2 separate regions of the Homo sapiens genome follow, and region 2 is linked to region 1. Evidence: chromatin loops called from intact Hi-C (ENCODE). Cell type or tissue: B cell. All regions are shown on one strand. Links, peaks and the distances in the headings refer to the core of each region. The heading gives the core; the rest is flanking DNA.

Region 1 (7,708 bases), core at 2,681-7,680:
AGCCTCCCCTGTAGCTGGGATTACAGGCGTGCACCACCACACCCAGCTAATTTTTGTATTTGTAGTAGAGACAGGGTTTCACCACGTTGGCCAGGCTGGTCCCAAATTCCTGACCTCAGGTGATCCGCCTGCCTCTGCCTCCCAAAGTATTGGGATTACAGGCGTGAGCCACCGTGCCCGGCCTGCCAAGTTTCTTAAAAACAGAGGCCATCTTTCTGGTCTCTACTCTTAGCTGCATGGTATATTGTAACACATCTTTTGCCCTATATTTGTCAGGGTAAGTAATCTTAATTGCTGTAACAAACACTCCCAAAACTCAATGGCTTAGCACTACAGTCAATTCTGGGGGTAACAGGGAGCTCTGTTCCAAGCAGTATTTAGGGATCCAGGTGCCATCCATCTAGTAGCTATGCCATGTCCTAGGGTCTCAGAATACTCCACTAGAGATCCTCTATAACTACAGTAATAGACATGGGAAGAAAGAAAATGTAAAGAACTTCAAGCTGGGCATAGTACTATGTGCCTGTAGTCCCCCAGCTCTTGGGAAGCCAGGGTGGGAGATCACTTGAGCCCAAGAGTTTGATACCAGTCTGGGAGTGACATAGCACAATCCTGTCTCTTAAAAAGAGAAAGAGAAAAAAAAAAAAAAGAATTTCAGAGGAGACTTTAGGAGCCAGCCCTAGAAATGTCATACATCATTTCTATCTATATTTCATTGGCCAGAATGCAATCACATGATCCAGAGTAGACTGTGGAATGTAATCTAGCTGTCCAAGAGCAAAAGGAAATGGATTTGTGAATGTATAGCATTGTCTCTGCCACATGCCCCTACTGAGAAGTCTAATGATCATTTCCCATCATCTCATTGAATCTCACCATTATATTTCACTGTGTTAACCCTTCATTCCATCACTCTTTTTTTAATTTTTTTAGATGGAGTTTCGCTCTCATTGCCCAAACTGGAGTGCAATGGCGTGCTCTCAGCTCACCATAACCTCCGCCTCCCAGGTTCAAGCGATTCTCCTGCCTCAGCCTCCCGAGTAGCTGGGATTACAGGTATGCGCCACCACGCCTGGCTAATTTTGTATTTTTAGAAGAGATGGGGTTTCTCCATGTTGGTCAGGCTGGATCTTGAACTGGCAACCTCAGGTGATTCCCCTACCTCGGCCTCCCAAAGTGCTGGGATTACAGGTGTGAGCCACCGTGCCTGGCCCATTCCATCACTCTTGAGAAAGAAAAGAAACTTTTTATCTGAGAAATGCCAGCCTCTTTTAATTATCAGGCCCAGAGAGGCATTAAAATGTGACAGCATGGGCCTGGCGCGGTGGCTCACGCCTGTAATCCCAGCAATTTGGGAGGCCAAGGTGGGCGAATCACGAGGTCAGGAGTTCGAGACCAGCCTGGCCAACATGGTGAAACCCTGTCTCTACTAAAAATACAAAAAATTAGTTGGGCATGGTGGCGGGCGCCTGTAATCCCAGCTACTCAGGAGGCTGAGGCAGGAGAATTGCTTGAACCTGGGAGGCAGAGGTTGCAGTGAGCCAGGATCATGCCACTGCACTCCAGCCCCGGCGACAGTGCAAGAGACTCCGTCTCAAAATAATAATAATAATAATAATAATAATTTTAAAAAGAAAAAAAAAGGCCGGGTGCAGTGGCTCACACTTGTAATCCCAGCACACTGGGAAACCAAGGCGGGCGGGATCACTTGAGGTCAGGAGTTTGAGACCAGCCTGGCCATTATGGTGAAACCCTGTCACTACTAAAAATACAAAAAGCTGAGCATAGTGGCAGGTGCCTGTAATTCCAGCTACTTGGGTGGCGGAGGCAGGAGAATCGCTTCAACCCGGGAGGCGGAGGTTGCAGTGAGCCGAGATTGCGCCACTGCACTCCAGCCTGGGCGACAGAGTATGACTCAGTCTCAAAAAAAAAAAAAAAAAAAAGTGACAGCATGTAACAGCAGTCATATCTCACCTTCCCCCACCCCCATGGAGCCAAATAATTACCCCTTGAAGCCACTTGCTATGTGGGCTCTAAATTGATACCACATAGCCATAAAATGCCATAGTCTAGACACCATAACTCATACCCTATAGTTCAACAAGGTATAGCCAATCACTAATCAATGTTGTTTCTGTAAGCCAATGAGAATTCCTGTTAAACAATTTTGTGTCAGCCCACTCCTTGTCCTCTTTTGCCTTTAAAAACTTGCTTGTGGCTGGGCATGATGGTTCATACCTGTAATTCCAGCACTTTGGGAGGCCAAGGCAGGATGATCCCTTGAGCCCAAGAGGTCAAGGCTGCAATGAGCTGTGATCGTGCCACTGAACTCCAGCCTAGGTAACAGAGCAAGATCCGGTCTCAAAAAATAAAAATAGGCCGGGCGCGGTGGCTCACGCCTATAATCCCAGCACTTTGGGAGGCCGAGGCGGGCAAATCACGAGGTCAGAGTTCAAGACCAGCCTGGCCAACATGGTGAAACCCCATCTCTACTAAAAATACAAAAAAATTAGCTGGATGTGGTGGCAGGTGCCTGTAGTCCCAGCTACTCGGGAGGCTGAGGCAGGAGAATTTCTTGAACTGGGAGGCAGAGGTTGCAGTGAGCCGAGATTGCGCCACTGCACTCCAGCCTGGGCGACAGTGGAGACACCATCTCAAAAAAAATAAAATTAAATTAAGTTAAAATAAAGTGGCCAGGTGCAGTGGCTCACACATGTAATCCCACACTTTGGGAGGCCGAGGAGTGTGGATCACCTGAGGTCAGGAGTTAGAGACCAGCCTGGCCAACATGGCAAAAACCTGTCTCCACTAAAACTACAAAAATTAGCCAGGCATGGTGGTGCACACCTGTGGTCCCAGCTACTCGGGAGGCTGAGGGAGGAGGATAGCTTGAACCTGGGAGGCGGGAGTTGCAGTGAGCCAAGATTGCACTACTGCATTCCAGCCTAGGCAACAGAGTAAGAATCCATCTCCAAGAAAATAAAAAATAAAAATAAAAACCACATATAAAAATAAAAAATGCTTGTATCAACATTCCCCAAGGCAACTTGGAAAAGTGTCCCGAGCAGTCGTTCTCTACCTTGGCCCAAATAAACTCTCTATATTAATTTTGCCTCAGCTTTTTTTTTTCCTCACTGTTGTTTTTGTTTGTGTGTTTTTCTTTTTTGAGACAGAGTCTCACTCTGTCGCCCAGGCTGGAGTGCAATGGTGCAGTCTCCACTCACTGCAACCTCCACCTCCCGGGTTCAAACGATTCTCCTGCCTCAGCCCCCCAAGTAGCTGGGCCAAGTGGGTGGCACGCGCCACCGCGCCCGGCTAATTTTTGTATTTTTTAGTAGAGATGGGGTTTCACCATGTTGGTCAGGCTGGTCTCGAACTCCTGACCACGTGATCCACCTGCCTCGGCCTCCCAAAGCGCTGGGATTACAGGCGTGAGCCACCCCGCCCAGCCTGTTTTGTTTTTTTTGAGACGGAGTTTTGCTGTTTCACACTGAGGCTGCAGTGCAATGGCGTGATCTCGGCTCACCGCAACCTCTGCCTCCTGGGTTCAAGTGATTCTCCTGCCTCAGCCTCCTGAGTAGCTGGGATTACAAGCATGCGCCACCACGCCCAGCTAATTTTGTATTTTTAGTAGAGACAGGGTTTCTCCATGTTGGTTAGGCTGGTCTCAAATTCCCAACCTCAGGTGATCCACCCGCCTCGGCCTCCCAAAGTGCTGGGATTGCAGGTGTGAGCCACAGTGCCCGGCCCCTTTTTCTTTTCTTTTTTTTTTAGAGACAGGGTCTCCCTCTGTTGTCCAGGCTGGAGTGCAGTGGCACGATCTTGGCTCATTGCAACATCCACCTTCTGGGTTCAAGCGATTCTTCTGCTTCAGCCTCCCGAGTAGCTGGGACTACAGGCACCTGCCACCACGCCCGGCTAATTTTTTGTATTTTAGTAGAGACGAGGTTTCACCATGTTGCCCAGGGTGGTCTCGAACTTCTGAGCTCAGGAAATCTGCCTGCCCACCTTGGCCTCCCAAAGTGCTGGGACTACAGGTGTGTGCCACTGTGCCTGGCCCTTTTTTTTTTTTTTTTTTTTTTTTTTTTTGAGGCAGAGTCTCCCTCTGTTGGCTCAACTGCAACCTCCACTTCCCAGGCTCAAGCGATCCTCCCACTTCGGCCTCCTGAGTAGCTGGGACTACAGGTGTGCGCCCCCACTCCTGACTAATTTTTGTACTTTTTGCAGAGATGGGGTTTCACCATGTTGCCAAGGCTGGTCTCGAATACCTGGACTCAAGTGTTCCGTCTGCCTCAGCCTCCCAAAGTGTTGGGATTACAGTTATGAGCCACCTCGCCCGGCCTCAGTTTCTTTCTTTAAGGTCAAAAATGTATGAGGCTACTTTTTTCCAGTTCCTTTATGTTTTATATATATAACCATCACATAAAATTCTCACCATGTGAGGCACTAACTGCTTTATAAATATTAACCCATCTAATCTCATCACAATGAAGATATGTACTATGAGGTAGGTACTTATCTCCATTCCATTTTACAGGTAAGAAAACTAAGTTACAGAGATTTTAAGTAAACTGCCCAAGATCAGACAACTAGTAGGTAGCAGGAGCCAGGCCTTGAACTCAGGCAGTCCAGCTCCAGAGTTTATTTCTTAATCACTGCACAATGCTACCTCTTTTCTCTTTTGTTTCTTTTCCTTTTTGCTTTCTTCTTCCTCTGCCTACCCTTTGCTGTTGGTGCTCTCCAGGGCTCTGTCTTTAGCCTTATCTTACTCTATTCTCTCTCCCTGTGAGATTTCATCCATTCTTAGAGGTTTTCTGTAGACTCTCCAGTGAGATCTCTAAGCTGGGGAGTAGGACCATTGTTTCTAGCCATATCCCTAATGGCCACCACAGAACTTGGCACATACAAGTGCCAACAAAGTATCTGAATGAATGACAACTCCCAGCTCTATCTCCAGACTGGAGCTGAGCTTCGAGACCTGGACACTCAACTGCCCACTAGACATGCAAAGGATGTTAGCCAAATAAGGGGAAAGTGGGGATAGGATAAAGGGGGAAAGAGTATTCCAGGAAGAAGAGATCAAGCCCTGCCAACTCCATTTCCAGAGTTGTTAAGCTCATTTCTTTCTTCCATCTCCACTGACACAGACCTTCCCTCTTACCTGGCCCACAGTCATGGTCTCCCTGACTCATCTTGCTCCCCTCCACTCGACAGTCCTGTGCCACTCGGTGGCAAAATCTAATCCCCTTCCTCCCTTGCTGATAACCCTCAGCTGGTTTACAAGGCCTCCTCTCACATTTTGTGCCGCAGAACAGAGAAGGAATTGTAGGCCCCTGAAGACCCCAAGCTGTCTCTCCTCGGAGGCCTTTGCTCTAGGGGCTGGTCCCTGTGGGCTGGCATGCCCCTTCTGCGAGCTCTTAAAGACACTGCTCAGGTGTCACCGCCTCTGGAATGCCCACCCTGGGGCTCCCAGCTTGAACTGCCTCCTCTCCGCTTCAGTCCTGGTAAAGGCGGGCCTTAACAATCGTTGAGTCCCAGAAGGCTTCACTTCCGGGCTCGTCTGCTTCACCAGCCAGTGAGCTCGGGCGAGCCCGTCCATTCTGGGTCTCACTATCCCCACACCTATCCGTATGTAGAGTGGCGCTAGCTAGGTCAGACCTCGCCTGAAGACCCTGACATCTGCCGCTGGGCGACTTGGCCCCGCCCCCTTGCCTCCCTTGCGCGGCACCGCCCCACTCCTCCGTGCTCCCCCCGAGGAAATGGTTCAACCGAAGGGCGGTGCCAAGGTGCCCGGGCCGCTCCGATTGGTCAGGGCGAGCCGTACCACGGCGGTGGCGGGGGAGCGCTTCGTGGGCAGCCGGCGGGCTCCGAGGCCGTGAGCGCAAAGCCTCAGGCCCCGGCTCCCTCCTGAGCTGCGCCGTGCCAGGCCGCCCGCCGGGATGCAGTGGGCCGTGGGCCGGCGGTGGGCGTGGGCCGCGCTGCTCCTGGCTGTCGCAGCGGTGCTGACCCAGGTCGTCTGGCTCTGGCTGGGTACGCAGAGCTTCGTCTTCCAGCGCGAAGAGATAGCGCAGTTGGCGCGGCAGTACGCTGGTGAGCGGGCAGAGGGCAGGGAGGGGAGCGGCCGGCCTGGGAGCGGAGCCTAGGGTTCCGAAGGCGCCATCCCCGGACCTAGGACCGGTGCCAGCCCTGACTCCGCCGCCCCTCTGCCTCCGCCAGGGCTGGACCACGAGCTGGCCTTCTCTCGTCTGATCGTGGAGCTGCGGCGGCTGCACCCAGGCCACGTGCTGCCCGACGAGGAGCTGCAGTGGGTGTTCGTGAATGCGGGTGGCTGGATGGGCGCCATGTGCCTTCTGCACGCCTCGCTGTCCGAGTATGTGCTGCTCTTCGGCACCGCCTTGGGCTCCCGCGGCCACTCGGGTCAGTGCTAGCGGCGGGCCAGACTGGGAGGCTGGGGTTGTAAAGGGGCCCATGCCCTCCTTTCTGATGTTTGGCTGGGCCATGCAATGGCGCGAATACCCTGATAGTGTCATGTGCGATTGTCACTCAGGGCGCTACTGGGCTGAGATCTCGGATACCATCATCTCTGGCACCTTCCACCAGTGGAGAGAGGGCACCACCAAAAGTGAGGTCTTCTACCCAGGTGGGTAAGAAGGCTCTGTCAGAGAAGTGGGTCCCTTCACGCGGGGGGTGCCCACAATTGCGGGGAGCATGGCATGGAAAAGGAGTGTGTTGGGGGGGCCCTCCTCATGGTTCCCTTCCTCCACCCTCCCATAAGCCACAGGTGATTGGTTGGGGCAGAGCTGAGGGACTCTTGCTTTCCTCTGTCAAGGGGAAACAAAACATAACAACTTCCTATTAAACATGTCTGATTTTTATCTGCCCAGGCACAATTTTGCCCAGACAGTATTCCAACAACTGTTGGGGAGACAATGGGTAATCAGAAATGCTCTCAATACCCCAAAAGACAAGACAGACAGTTATCTTTTTATTTGTTTGTTTTTTGAGATGGAGTCTTGCTCAGTCGCCCAGGCTGGCGTGCAGTGGCGCGATCTCGGCTCACTGCAAGCTCCGCTTCCCGGGTTCACGCCATTCTCCTGCCTCAGCCTCCCGAGTAGCTGGGACTACAGGCGCCCGCCACCACGCCCGGCTAATTTTTTTTGTATTTTTAGTAGAGACGGGGTTTCACCATACCAGCCAGGATGGTCTCGATCTCCTGACCTCGTGATCCACCCGCCTCGGCCTCCCAAAGTTCTGGGATTACAGGTGTGAGCCACCGCGCCCGGCCGCTCCCCTGCCTTTTTTTTTTTTTTTTTTTTTTAATAGTGAAACAATTTACTTAAGAAATAGAGCACTGGACTTCCCAGTATATTTGAGGTTGGGTGTATGCATCGCAGGCATGGTGGTTGAACAGCTACACTTTTCAGATAAAGCCTCACAAGTCCTGGAACTACCCCTTTCCTAGCTACAAGCCCAGCCCAGGTTTAGCTAAATTTCTGCTTGATTCGAGTGAGGCTTGGGAGTGCAGACTTCCATACAGTGGGTCCATGGCCAAGCGAGGTAGCCGTCCATGGCTTCTCCAAAGAGAGGACGTGGGTCAGATGATGCCACAGAACATTTAGGAGTGGCCATCTGGGCCAGCCCAGTGAGGTAGGGCTTTTTGTTTTTCTGAAGCTCCCTCTCCATTCCCCACCCCTAGTTAGTCCATGGG
Region 2 (8,200 bases), core at 1,026-6,025, 200 kb after region 1:
TCGATCTCCTGACCTCGTGATCCGCCCGCCTCGGCCTTCCAAAGTGCTGGGATTACAGGCGTGAGCCACCACGCCTGGCCAAAAATTGTTTTTTTTTATTAAGAAAAAAAAACCTGTGAGGGCTGGAACACATCACTACCTTCTGGTACTTTGGCATTTCTGTGTTGCCCCAGTATCTCCACCCCTATTGTCTCTCCTCACAGAGGAGTGTACATGTGCCCCAGACAAATACAGTACATGCACTGAGGGCACTGCAAGCCAGCTCACCAGAGAAGCACACAGAAGTTGAGAGCTGCCTCTTGCAAACCTGTACCCACCCTTAGGTCTGGTTCCCTGCCCATGGGAGTCTTCAACTTCTACTACCCAGCCTAACAGCTGTTAGTCCCCAGATAATTATGTCCAACACAATGGAGCATCTGATGGAGCAGGAAGTCTGAGAGGTGGAGGCTAGCTAGGGACCAGCTGTGCAACAGCTAGAAAACATAGGGGTCTGCAGTGACAGCTGACCACCCAGTACAGGATTCCTGATAAGAGCCTCACAGCCTTGGATACCCTGCCCACACTCCTCCTTATGTCTAGTTCTTCCTGAGGCTATGAGAATCCAGAGGGCCTCATTCTGTTTTGGGAAGGGACCTGTTGCTGATTACTTCTTTGCTCCCTTCTCCTGGGCGGTCACAGAAGGGACTGTGTGAAGCCCTATCCCTTTTATCCACATGAAAGTAAACATCAGAGGAAAGTGTCATCAAGTAGCAGGAGTGCCCCGTGTAGCCCCTTACACTTCAACGGCTTCCACTCGTTCTTATTATAAAGACTCAAATCCTTAGTATAACCCTAACATGTGATCTGGCTCCTGCCTTCCTCTTCAGCTTATCTCATATCACATTACCCCCAGTCACTACATTCAGCATCACTGGCTTTTCCTCCACTTCTCTAATGTCCCAGGCTCCCTTCTGCTTGAGGGCCTTTGCGCATAATGTTCTTGCTGCCTGGAATGCTTTTGCTGCACCTTCTACCTTTTTTTTGTTGTTGACTCCTACTCATCTTTCAGTTCTTAGTTCAGCTATAGTTTCATCACAGAGGACAATCCCTAGACTTGGTCAGTAGTCTTCCCCTTATTGCACTTTTCACATTTATAATTTTACGTAAGTATGTAAAATTAGTCTATTAACGTGGGTCCTTTTGAAGGATGTTGCATGAAACCAGATTCATTTTTACTTACCATTTGTCTCCTGTGCCTTCACATAATGGACATTCACTAAATAGCTTTTGGTTGAATGAATGAATGACTGAATGAATTGTCTTCTAGTCTCATTTACTTGGTAACCCCATGTCGTATCTGACATTCAACCATATACCCTGCAGACGTGTGTCCTACTGTTTAGAAGTGTGTCCGGAATTGGTGGGTTCTTGGTCTCACTGACTTCAAGAATAAAGCCGCGGACCCTCGCGGTGAGTGTTACAGTTCTTAAAGGCGGCGTGTCCGGAGTGTGTTCCTTCTGACGTTCAGATGTGTTCGGAGTTTCTTCCTTCTGGTGGGTTCGTGGTCTCGCTGGCTCAGGAGTGAAGCTGCAGACCTTCGCGGTGAGTGTTACAGCTCTTAAGGCAGCGCCTCTGGAGTTGTTCGTTCCTCCCGGTGGGCTCGTGGTCTCGCTGGTTTCAGGAGTGAAGCTGCAGACCTTCGCGGTGAGTGTTACACCTCATAAAAGCAGTGTGGACCCAAAGAATGAGCAGTAGCAAGATTTATTGCAAAGAGCAAAAGAACAAAGCTTCCACAGTGTGGATGGGGACCTGAGCGGGTTGCCACTGCTGGCTTGGGCAGCCTGCTTTTATTCTCTTATCTGGCCCCACCCACATCCTGCTGATTGGTAGAGCCCAGTGGTCTGTTTTGACAGGGCACTGATTGGTGCGTTTACAATCCCTGAGCTAGACACAAAGGTTCTCCAAGGCTCCACCAGAGTAGCTAGATACGCAGTGTTGATTGGTGCATTCACAAACCCTGAGCTAGACACATGCTTCTGATTGGTTTGTTTATAAACCTTGAGCTAGATACAGAGTGCCGATTGGTGTATTTACAATCCCTGAGCTAGACATAAAGGTTCTCCAAGGCCCCACCAGAGTAGATAGATACAGAGTGTCCATTGGTGCATTCACAAACCCTGAGCTAGACACAGGGTGCTGATTGGTGTAGTTACAATCCCTGAGCTAGACATAAAGGTTCTCCACCTCCCCACCAGACTCAGGAACCCAGCTGGCTTCACCCAGTGGATCCCGCACCGGTGCTGCAGGTGGAGCTGCCTGCCAGTCCCGGTGCCATGCGCCCGCACTCCTCAGCCCTTGTGTGGTCGATGGGACTGGGCGCCGTGGAGCAGGGGGTGGCGCTCATTGGGGAGGCACAGGCCTCACTGGGGAGGCTCATGGCCGCACAGGAGCCCATGGAGGGGTGGGAGGCTCAAGCATGGCGGGCTGCAGGTCCCGAGCCCTGCCCCGCAGGAAGGCAGCTAAGGCTTGGTGAGAAATCGAGCACAGCGCCCGTGGGCTGGCACTGCTGTGGGACCCAGTACACCCTCCGTAGCCACTGGCCCGGGTGCTAAGCCCCTCATTGCCCCTGGCCGGCAGGGCCAGCCGGCTGCTCCGAGTGCGGGGCCCGCCAAGCCCACGCCCACTCGGAACTCCAGGTGGCCCGCAAGCGCCACGCGCAGCCCGGGTTCCCGCTCGCGCCTCTCCCTCCACACCTCCCTGCAAGCTGAGGGAGCCGGCTCTGGCCTTGGCCAGCCCAGAAAGGGGCTCCCACGGTGCAGCGGTGGGCTGAAGGGCTCCTCAAATGCCACCAAAGTAGGAGCCCAGGCAGAGGAGGCGCTGAGAGCGACCGAGGGCTGTGAGGACTGCCAGCACGCTGTCACCTCTCAGAAGCACTTACTACTTATCTGCCACCAGACACACAGTGTTTCATTTAATCTTCTCAACTCTGCAAAGAAGGTATACCCTTAATCTACAGAGAAGGAAAGTGAGACCCAAGGTCACACAACCTAGTAAGTGGCAAAACCATTTCAAGCCCAGGTGTATGGAGTCTTTAAGGCCATGCTCTTAACTGTAACACTGCACTGCCCCCTTTTGGCATTTTGGAGCATTGTCACTAGGCCCTGGTTAATTCAACTCTTAAGTCGGTATATTCTAGAACTGAAAGCCCCAAGAAGCCACGCTTCAGTTCTAGCGCTCCACATTTGGCCCTGGCTGTGGAAGGACACTGGGGATGGAATTCAACCAGGACTCCCCAGGGTTCCAGGGTATATATGTCTCAGGGTCTCTCACCCCATCTGTTTCCATGGATCCTTTGTAGCCTCCAGATCATAACGTAGTGTCCTGTTTTAAAGAGAAGGGCCAGCTGTTGAAATGGCCTGATCCGGCAGTGTCCTGGAGAGTAAGCATGACCTGATTAAGATCCTAGTCAAGATAATTGAGAGAGAGAGAGTAGTGTTTGTCTTCTTGCAATTTCCTCATGAAAGATAGAGCCCCGGAAATTGGCTTCAAGGCTTTCCTGGGAAGTGCAAACCCATTAAGAGGGCAACGCCTCTTGCTGCTGGTTCTCATAACTCAAGTTAGTCCACATCCCAAGTTCCTTTTGGTGGCAGGGAAATTAGGACTGATGAATACTTTAGACTAGATGGAAACAAAAAGTAAATGAGGAGAGAGCAACATAAAAACAAACAAACAAAAACCAGCTACCCTTTGTTGTTCATGCCAGGCATGCTGCAAAGTGTTCTATATACATTATTTCATCTCATTCTAACACCAGCCTTGCAAAGTAGGTAATATGACACCCATGAAAGGAAAGGGACATTAAGAAAGGTAACTTGCCAAAAGTCATACAACGAGGTGGCTTGAGAACTAATCTAGGTCTTTCTAAATTCAAAACCCAAGTACTTACCACAGCCAGTTGGTGAGAGTATACATTGTCACAGCCTCTCTGGAACAATAACTGGCAACAGTGTCTCAAAATATAATGTGTACATTTCCCATTGACCCCCTCAGCTATTCTACTTCTAGGACTTTCTTAAAGAAATAGACAAACATATAAAGACTTTCTTTAATAAGAAATTATCATAGGCCAGGCTCTGTGGCTCACACCTATAATCCCAGCACTTTGGGAGGCCGAGGTGGGAGGATTGCTTGAACCCAGGAGTTTGAGACCAGTCTGGGCAACAAAGCAAGACCCCATCTCTACAAAAATTTTTTTTTAAATAGCCAGGCATGGTGGCATGTGCCTGTAGTCCCAGCTGCTTGGGAGGCTGAGGTGGGAGGATCACTTGAACCCAGGAGGTCAAGGCTGCAGTGAGCTGTGGTTGCCACTACACTCCAGCTTGAGTGACAGAGTGAGACCTTGTCTCAAAAAAAACCCAAAAAAATCCCAGAAATTATAATAATTATAAATAAATACACATACATAATTTTATAATAACATTATAATAGTTATAATAGATATTATAATAGTTATTAGTAGCTGCAACATTATAATAGTGAGAAAAAGGTGAGAAAAGAGCAATCTAGGCTGGGCACGGCAGCTCATGCCTGTAATCCCAGCACATTGGGAGGCCAAGGCAGGTAGATCACCTGAGGTCAGGAGATTGAGACCAGCCTGATCAACATGGTGAAACCCTATCTCTACTAAAAATACAAAATGAGCCAGGTGTGGTGGTGGGCACTTGTAATCCCAGCAACTTGGGAGTCTGAGGCAGGAGAATCGCTTGAACCCAGAAGGCAGGGGTTGCAGTGAGCCGAGATCATGCCATTGCACTCCAGCCTGGGTGATACAGTGAGACTCCATCTCAAAAAAAAAAGCAATCTAAACCTCCATCAGGGAGGACTGATTTAATAAATCATGGTACCTCCATCCCATAGCATACATATGGGCAGCCTTTTAAAAGGAGGATGTAAATCTAATATGAATTGACATAAAAAGATATTCATGATAGATGCATTTCATTGTGGTAAAGCGCACATAACACAAAAGTTACTGAGTAAAATACATATGGAAGATGGATCATCTGATTCCATGTATGTTTAAATTGGTATATATGATTACATATCTTTAAAGTCTGGAAGTATAAAATAAACTGGCAACAGTAATGAATTATAGGAGAACTTTCATGTTCTGTATTCACCTTTTTGCATTTGAATTTGTTATGACAAAACAGCATCACCTTTTTCTTTGAATTTTTTTCTATTTGGGGAAACAAATGGTCAAAAATCATGATCTTTGACTCTATCATTTTTTCCCAGGTGATAGAGCTCATGCTTTCCATATTTTTAAATTGGGTATGCATACCAAAAGGGGGTAAGATGAATTGAGTGTGGAAATGCTGCCAGAGACCTGTGTGTCACTTGTCTAAACAATCTTGTTCCTGCTATGCACCCCAGCTTTGACATGCCACACTTGACTCACATCTTCCCAATTCCTTCTCAAGTTCTACAGAGCCCTGTAGCTTCTAGGAGGCAGGGCATTTCTTTGGAAACAGAAAATCATCAACACTGGCCAGGCACAGTGGCTCAGGCCTGTAATCCCAGTACTTTGGGAGGCTGAGGCAGGCAGATCACTTGAGCTCAGGAGTTCAAGACCAGCCTGGCCAACATAGTGAAACCCCATCTCCACCAAAAATACAAAAAGTTAGCCAGATGTGGTGGCACATGCCTGTAGTCCCAGCTACTTGGGAGGCTGAGGCAGGAGGATCACTTGAGCCCAGGAGGTGGAGGTTACAGTGAACTGAGATCCCACCACTGCACTCCAGTCTGGGTGACAGAGTGAGACTCTGTCTCAAAAAAAAAGAAAGAAAGAAAGAAAACCATCAACATTGAGCAGATACCTTCCTGTTTCTTACTCCCTGTTGAGAGATCTCCTACAGTTCCACTTTCACCATATAAGAAAAGGAAAGCAAGGGGACAAATTTACTCTCACATTCCCCAAGGTAAAACTATGATCACTAATATTTGAATGTTCTGGATGGTTCTCTTTGGCTTCTGGCCTTCCTCCCATTAGTGTTGTCTCTTGTTGTGTTATCGTTTTCTGTATGGCCATTTTATGTGGTAAAGTAGGAAAGGGACCAGGAAACTTGGGGCCCAGTTCTGGATATGGGACTTCAGGGGAGTTACTCAGCTTTATAGGGCTTCAGATTCTTTTTCTCTGTAAAATTGAGATAAATGATAGATGGATTATCAGAGATTAAATGAAATAAAATGAGGAAAAAGCCTTGAAATTTTAAGTTGCAATATAAAAATAAATATCTATATTTTCTGAATTTAACCTTTTCTGATTTGTATTGTAAACTCTTATGTCAAGAAGCATGTCTCTAAATCTGTTTACTGTGGTATAGCAATTTAATAGGAAGATTGGAGAGATACTGAAGAATCTGGAGAGGCCACTTCATTCTTTTTTTTTTTTTTTTTTTTTTTTTTGAGACGGAGTCTAGCTCTGTTGCCCAGGCTGGAGTGCAGTGGCGCGATCTTGGCTCACTGCAAGCTCCGCCTCCCGGGTTCACGCCATTCTCCTGCCTCAGCCTCCCGAGTAGCTGGGACTACAGACGCCCGCCACCACACCCAGCTAATTTTTTGTATTTTTAGTAGAGACGGGGTTTCACCGTGTTAGCCAGGATGGTCTTGATCTCCTGACCTTGTGATCCGCCCGCCTCGGCCTCCCAAAGTGCTGGGATTACAGGCATGAGCCACCGCGCCCGGCCGAGGCCACTTCATTCTTAAAACCAACCTGAGCAACGGGGAGGGCAGAGGAGAGTCGGAGGCTTATTTCCTACTTGATTCACTTCTGTATTGTGTTACTTTCCCCATTGAATATGCATTACCTTTATAAGTTAAGGAAACCAATACAGATTTTTTTTAATGGCTTAAAATGATACAGTCAGTCTGGATATAGAAATTGGAAGTCATCTGCATAGAGGGCTGACAGTTAGGGCAAAGAGATCAAAGGATTTAGAAAGATGGCAGTTGGAGGAGCAGCCAGATTGGCAAACTGGGGTCATGTTTTTAAAACTTATTGGATGTCAGGTTGAGGAGTTTTTAAGTGGTAGGAGCTATCAGAAGGTCTTGAGCAAAGGAGTACTGCAATAAGAGCAGTGTTTAATTCTCAGAAGAGTCTTTTAACAGTAATATACAAGATGAGTTGGAGGAAGAGGAGACAAGGTGGGGAGATGAGTGGGTTACTACTGCAGTGATCCTGGAATATGCTGAGAAGGGCCTGAAGCAGGTTGTTGGCTGATAATTTTTTTTAAAGATAAACATTAGATATTCTGCAGAACCTTCTAGGTTCATGATTAGTTTCCCATAGAGATAAAGGAGGAAGAAGTAGATCAAAATGAGCCCACAGGGAGGTTAAAACAGGAGCCAACCTGAAAGTGTTCTCAATGGCCAAAGCTGGAAACATTTGAGCAACAAAACAAATATGATAATATTGGATTATAACCTCCCAAAATAAGTATACATTAATCCATACTGATATAAATACATGATTGAATAAATAAGTAAATGGAGGAGAAAGGACAAATATTTCTTTCAGAAGGATTCCAATTTTTTATATATGAAGTGAATACAAAGACTCTCTGGACTTTCTTTGTAACTCTTCCGTAAATGCAAAATTATTTCAATAATAAGCCAGGCATAGTGGCTCATGCCTATAATCCCAGCAATTCAGGAGGTTGAGGCAGGAGGATCCCTTGAGGCCAGGAGTTCAAGACTAGTGTGGGCAACATTGTGAGACACTATCTCTTTAAATAATTTTTAAAACTAATTCAATAATTGTTTTTAAAATGATACCCCACACCGCCCCTGCCCCATTTTTGAGTTTATTTACTGGGAAAGTGTTTTGCCAATAACAAGATACAGATAGTTAAAAGGCAGAACGAGGCTGGGGGAGGAACGTGACGCCAGTGGAAATAGTACGCAGTTGGAAATGGGGTCTGGAGAGAGAGGTCAGAGCTAGAGATATGGGCTTGGGATTGTAAAGCCCAGAGAGCTGTTACTTGAAATAATATGTTTATATGAGATGCGAAGAGAGAACATGTGGAAAGAGAATCACTGACCACTGGGAAAGGCGCTTATGTCTACAGTATAAGAGGAGGGACAGTAGGAAGGGCAGTCAAAACAGATAGAGATATAATGTTTCCATGCAAGCCAAGGGAAAATAGCTTCCAGAAAAATG

The links. A loop is a pair of places that touch in the nucleus more often than their neighbours do. Peaks named below come from ENCODE experiments on the same cell type or tissue, not always from the same donor. Only the 100,000 strongest peaks of a DNase experiment are listed, where the experiment ranks them.
Region 2: a loop joins it to region 1, with 18 times the contacts of the local background. A loop is called at or near these places in 7 of 110 quality-filtered maps.

The regions. Positions count from the first base shown.
Region 1 is chr9:34,635,929-34,643,636 of GRCh38, reverse strand. It overlaps SIGMAR1 (sigma non-opioid intracellular receptor 1), which reads left to right and starts at 5,850. Exons shown (of 4, transcript NM_005866.4): 1 at 5,850-6,090; 2 at 6,217-6,417; 3 at 6,548-6,640. The coding sequence starts at 5,940. RefSeq lists a silencer at 5,611-6,100. In B cell, for the core only: no CTCF peak of the experiment used is centred there; a DNase peak (open chromatin) is centred at 5,786; H3K4me3 peaks cover 1,772 bases; H3K27ac peaks cover 1,695 bases.
Region 2 is chr9:34,432,449-34,440,648 of GRCh38, reverse strand. The region is part of intron 1 of FAM219A (family with sequence similarity 219 member A); the gene reads left to right. Among named protein-coding and RNA genes, the nearest start is that of FAM219A, 22 kb to the left of the region's middle. RefSeq lists a silencer at 3,004-3,063. In B cell, for the core only: CTCF peaks have their summits at 2,885 and 3,086 (motif pointing left); a DNase peak (open chromatin) is centred at 3,098.